2 separate regions of the Homo sapiens genome follow, and region 1 is linked to region 2. A link is a contact called in ENCODE Hi-C or POLR2A ChIA-PET data. All regions are on one chromosome and are shown on one strand. Each heading gives the region's core, a stretch centred on a gene start or an enhancer-like site at or near the end of the contact. The rest is flanking DNA. Distances are from core to core; before and after follow the strand shown. Region 1 overlaps CD200R1L-AS1 (CD200R1L antisense RNA 1). Region 2 overlaps BOC (BOC cell adhesion associated, oncogene regulated).

The links. A loop is a pair of places that touch in the nucleus more often than their neighbours do. ChIA-PET counts read pairs that join two places held with the same protein, here RNA polymerase II (POLR2A). Pooled maps may share reads with other maps.
Region 1: a loop to region 2 is called in a pooled map, with 2.6 times the contacts of the local background. The contact joins two enhancer-like sites. A Hi-C loop is called at or near these places in 1 of 168 maps with a recorded cell type or tissue (naive thymus-derived CD4-positive, alpha-beta T cell) and 7 of 50 pooled maps. POLR2A ChIA-PET finds 5 or more read pairs at or near these places in 1 of 52 experiments (PC-9).

What each region holds. Positions count from the first base shown.
Region 1 is chr3:112,812,460-112,815,322 of GRCh38, forward strand. It overlaps CD200R1L-AS1 (CD200R1L antisense RNA 1), which reads left to right. Exons shown (of 3, transcript NR_149027.1): 2 at 2,204-2,268. Among named protein-coding and RNA genes, the nearest start is that of CD200R1L-AS1, 11 kb to the left of the region's middle. Within about 2 kb of position 1,377, at least 7 of the 41 ENCODE cell types and tissues checked have a DNase peak (open chromatin) inside an H3K27ac peak, as active enhancers do; they include PC-9, where a contact is called at or near this core.
Region 2 is chr3:113,274,991-113,277,714 of GRCh38, forward strand. All of the region lies in intron 9 of BOC (BOC cell adhesion associated, oncogene regulated), which reads left to right. Among named protein-coding and RNA genes, the nearest start is that of BOC, 65 kb to the left of the region's middle. RefSeq lists enhancers at 1,025-1,124, 1,535-1,614. Within about 2 kb of position 1,461, at least 21 of the 41 ENCODE cell types and tissues checked have a DNase peak (open chromatin) inside an H3K27ac peak, as active enhancers do; they include PC-9, where a contact is called at or near this core.

The DNA.
Region 1 (2,863 bases), core at 127-2,626, 460 kb before region 2:
TCCCTTAAAAGTCATAACATTTGGTTGAACTTCACGATTCCTCTTGTTTTAGTGTTATCTTGTTAAATTTACTTTTTCTGAATGTGAGCCTGTGAATGTTTTTTGTCACCCTCCTGTCATATTTACAAATTCTCTTGATTAGCCCCATGACCTCCTTCCCCTGTGCAGAGATGCTTATTTCTTTCCTCCCTGGTGACTATTATACTCTGAAGAGCTCCCTCCTCAACATGTGGGAGCTTCAAACTGAAGAAGTCACAACTAAAAATGTTTTATCTGTGTGTTGGCCCCCCATGTCTTAAGGAGAAGAGACATTCTAGGGAGGAACACACCAATGTGTGCATGAGGAGCATTTGGAAACAGGTAGGATGGATAATAAGACTTTGGGTTTCTATGACACTTTTCACAAGGACATTTAGAAATGTATAAAGATTATTCCCCAAGCCCTCTCTTCAACTGGGTTAAGAGCAAGAATAATTTTCATGTTTTATCAAGAAAAACCAGAATAAGGAGAATTGTCTCTACTCTGCCAGCTTTACCCAGCTCAGAAACCAAGTCCCACCCTTCTGAGATTAGAGACATCGTCTGTCAGACTCACTGCCTCTCCCCAGCCTCTCTTTGGTTCTCTACTTTGTATAAACCAATGTTCTTGGCTCCTTATTTAATCTTAAAATCAATGTTGGGTGAATCAGTCAGAATATTTGGACATTCTGTTCAGAAAACATTGTAAATTGATCAAGATTTGCTTGTCCTGCAAAACTCTCCTGGCATTCTTAATAGCAGTCTTCTGTCCTCAGATGACCTCATGAAATGTAGAGTTTGTGTGAGGAGATGATATGGACAATTTCCCCATTGCCCTGAAAGAGACACACCCTGTTACACTACTTTGCCTTCATCCATGCTGTCCTCTCTTCCCAGCATGCCTTTCTTCCCTGCCTGCGTCCACCTTCAATGTTCTTATGTGCCTTCTAAAATTAAGTTTGACTACTATCATCCCCCTCATCAAGGCTTCACACACATACTTCATTTCTCCTTCTTAACAAAGCCCCAATTTTGTTCAAGTCCCACTCACTCCTCTCCCACAAGATGTGTGTCTGAAGAAAGGTGTTGATCTTAGTCCCATCTGCATGAAAGGACTAATCAACATAAGCAAAATCTCAGTCCCTTTGCCAGGGATTGGCTAAAGAATTGTCATACAGTCTTGGCCAATCAGACAGGAGGGAAAGCTTGTGAAGGGCTCTCAGTCCTCATTAGTAAGATGGGGACCAAGAAAGAGATGGTCAGCCCTCTTCCCCTAGTTGTGCCATGTCTGACTGTGGCCTTAGGGTGGCTGCCTTCCTCTCAGCAACAAGCCAAGTAGGCCAGCTGGCTTCTTAGTAACACTCCATGTTCACTTAACTCTGAGAGTCTCAGTTTCCTCTTTTTCAAAATGAGGAAGTTGACCTCAATTATCCGTAGCTTCCTTTTAACTTTAGAATACCACACATGCCTCTAAAAGATGATGGGGGAGGAGATATGGAGGAGGATCTAGGAAGTGAAGAAGGCCACTTAATTTCATCTGTAGCTCTAACCATCTGCTGCTATTAACATGAGCAAGCAGCTATTTGCATTTTATGACTGGGTGATCTCAACTCTCTAGTTTAAGAAACAAGTACTAATCTTGGTTTAACCACTAAAATATCCTCACATTTCCCCATTCCCCGAAGTGAATCTATTAATATCCCTTTATCTTGTTTGGTAAACAAAATGTTTTTTACTAACATTAAATGAAAAGGGTAGTACAATTCAAGTTTAGGAACCAAAAAGATTTTTTTCCCCTTAATTTCAAGTTAAACCATTTTATTCTCCTTCTGTAATTGTTCCAAAACCACCCAAGAAGACCTAAAGAATTTGTAAATGGAGAAGTATGGAAAAAAATTTTTTTTAATGCAGGATTACATTGCTTAAGGTTAGTAGGTCTTAGCTTGCTTCGAAATGTTAAGAGACTTAAGTTGAAGCACCATCTAGTGGCTCTCAATTGTGTTCTGCTAAAAATTGCTCCCAGTCTCCCTGTATTTAGGACCACAGTTAATTTGTTGGGCATGTATATCATTGACCCTGGAACAGCAAGTTGAAAGTGCACAGATCTACTTATATGTGGATTTCTTCCACTTCTGCGTCCCCTGAGACAGCAAAACCAACCTCTCTACTTCCTCCTCCTCTTCAGTCTACTCAATGTGAAGACAACAAGGATGAAGACCTTTATGATGATTTACTTCCGCTTAATAAATAGTACATACATTTTCTCTTCCTAATGATTTTCTTAATATTTTCTTTTCTCTAGCTTTCTTTATTGTAAGAATACAGTAAACAATACATATAACGTACAAACTATATATAAATCACTGTTTATGTTATCAGTAAGGCTTCTGGTCAACAGTAGGCTATTAGTAGTTAACGTTTTGGGGGAGTCAAAAGTTATATGCAAGTTTTCCACTGCATGGGGAGTTAGCACCCTTAACCCCCATGTTGTTCAAAGGTCAGCTCTATATGAACACATGAGAGGGTTCAGAAAAAAAAAGTGGAGTTTTTTTTATCTTTATATAGCAGTGGGAGGATGGGGGTAGTAGCTGTAGCTTTTTACTCTTTCAATCTAATCATGGCAGTGAGAATGGGATAAAGAAATTACGTGAATTCACATAAATCTCTTCTAGAAACAATAAAGTTCATCCAGTGGAAAAAAGAATTAATACAAATTTAATACAAATAAAATTTCATAGATTTCAGTTCTCCTGTTTCTCCTACTCACATTCTCTCTAAAAGCCCATAACGGTATCTTTATCTTCCTTCTGAATCCCATAATGTAGACATGTTCTCACACATCTAG
Region 2 (2,724 bases), core at 211-2,710:
ACAGTCTCCCTGGTAACCATCACCCTCCTTCTTGCTTTCCTCTGTCGTTAGTTGTTGATGTTACATTTTGGTTTTTTATGAAAGTAAGCCGTGCTGGGTACATACCTGCAGGAACCCTGGCATGGTAAGCCAGCTGTAATGCCAGGAAAACAAATATTTGTGAACAAGTGTTTTCTCTGTAGGCTGTGAAACACCCGCTCAGTTCTCAGAATCTGTCATGGCTTGGGTTGGACAAGCAGGCATTTGAGCTCAAAGCACATCATGTTGTTCAGACCTCAGCTGTTTCTCCTTGACAGAAGGAAGTCTGTCCAGGTGAATGCTTCAGGAGCTGTCAGGGAGGGAGTCTCGGGCTCTGACAGGATGCGGGGGCAGAGCCCAGCCAGGCCTATGCTCCTGGACACTGTGTCCTGTGAGGCAGGGCAGGGTCCCCAGGCCGCCACTCTCGCTCAAGGCCGTGCTCTTACCTGCCGTTACCCCACAGGGATGAGGACATGAAATTCCCTGTAAGAAAATGTCCTTGAAAATGTTTTTGTTCACTCCAAGTATATGCCATTTTCTTTCTAAGGCCATTTGATAGTAGAAAACTATTATTCTTAAATGGTTTTTTAAAAATTGTATGTGATAAAAGCATATACATGCTGATTTTGCTTATAAAAATGCTATGTGCACTTGATGGAAAGCATATGAATGTGGAATTAAAAGTCTTTCTCCACTCCTCCCCACCTCCACAAACAAGCAAGAAAACAGAACCAACCCTGCACAGTGGAGAGCGCTAGCTGTGCGGAAGCTGTTTCCCTGCCTTGGAGCCCTGGCCCCTGACTCCTTCTATTCTGTTTTTTTCCCCTTACATGCTCTCCTAGAAGTCCTTGGGTCAGGACAAGTCCACAGAGACCCTGGGGTTGTCAGAAAGACACCTAAGGCAGAGCACCCCCTATGCTCCCTCTGCTGCCTCCCCAGAGGCAGGGGGACGGGGCGAGCAGTTTCTCATTAGCCCTCCACCTGCTGGCCTCTTCATAGGCAGCCAGCAAAGCGGGTGAATGAGTTTTTAACAAAAAGCAGCATTGTTCACATGTTGTAGGGCAGGGCTGGTCCTAATCCTATTTCCCCATGTAACTGGACACCTCCATCTCAGAGTTGTAGACAAAGATCAGGGCAGGCCAAACGCCCATGGTTCCCAGGAGACAAAACCCAGCATGAGAGCAAGACTAATATTTTTCAGGCCAATAGGTGGCCGTGAAGCAGCCTCGCAGAAGAGGCAGATTGGCAAAGGCCATGCCGTGGTGATCCGGAAATGCCAGGCTCAGGCCGCATTCACCCCCTCAGTGTGTGTGACAGTGACTAATTACCCTTCTATTTCTTATTTTCATTTCTGGGCCCAGTGGAAGTGTGAGGCCAGTGCTGGGAGGGCAGGGTACATGGGGCGCAGGGGAAGTGAGAGTCCGGACAGGCCCCTGCTGCGTCTGGCTTCTCTCAGGCTCCAGCCTGGGGTCTCCTCAGCCTGGGGTTGCCAAGGCAGAAGTTCTGGCTTGAAAGCAGTTCCTCTCTTACGGAACTAACAAGTCTTAAAGATCACCCGAGAAAGAATTTGAAATCGAAAGTCAGCATTCGGGCTGTGTTTTTTCATCCCCCTTCTCTTGCTGGGGATTGGGAATCATTCAGCTAATTTTCACTGTTTCACATCCATGAAGCAAGTTTCATTTCCTGGTGCATCTGCAGACCCTGGGCTACTGTGTTTGGGTTTCCAGCACCACTGGGGAGTCTCAGTTTGTAAAAACGTCTCCCCTTGGAACAAATCCTGGAAGCCTGACAATGAGCCCAGACCATTCCTGTGCCTTGAATGGTAGGTTTTGTTCGACTTTGGAATATTCTGCTCAGAGAGAAGAGCTTTTCCTTACAGCTGTTTTCTTCCTTCAGCAAACCACAACTTGAGGCTCCAGCAGGTTCTCTGGGGTGTAGAGTTGGCAGTAAAGTCTGTTGTCCCGAAAGGTGGCGCGGCAAAGATGAGCAGCCTCTCAGCATCACCTGTTGGGGAGCCTGGAGCTCCCTTACTTTTTCCTTTAAAGAGCTAGGAATTTGAAGCTATTAAAGATTAATCCATCACAGTCACAATTCATCCACAGTTTTTAAGTTCTGAGCAAGGACTGAAGGCAGGAGCGGAAACAAAGAGGATTGAAATGATAGAAACTGCACTGGGCTGAGGATGTGGAGAGGGGTCTAGAGAGGCCAGGCATTTGCTGGGCATCTACTGTGCACCAAGCTCACTGTGGGGCACTTTATACAACTTCTCTCATTTAATCTTCAGAATAACCTGAGAGAGTTTATTTGCCTCATTGGTGAAATGCAGAGCTGAAGGGTCAGAGAGTTAGGGGACTTGCTCTGAGTTACACAACCGGGATTTGAACCCAGGACTTTGGATCCCAGACTCTTCTTCCCAGGATAGGGTGCAATGATGGGCATGCTCTTTGGAGTCAAGTCACCGTTTTGGTGCTCACTAGCCGTGTGGCCTTGAGCAAATTGCTCATTTCTCTAAACCTTAGTCTCCCTATTTGTGAAGTGGAAACAATATTAACACCAATCTTTTGGGCTATTTTGAGGAAAAGGAAGTAGCACCTATAAACTGCTTAGTTCCATGCATAGCACAGAGCAAGTGCTTAGCGAATGTTGCTATTTTAATGGGTGCTGATACTTTCGTTACCTTTCTCATCATTGTGTCTCATTAGAATA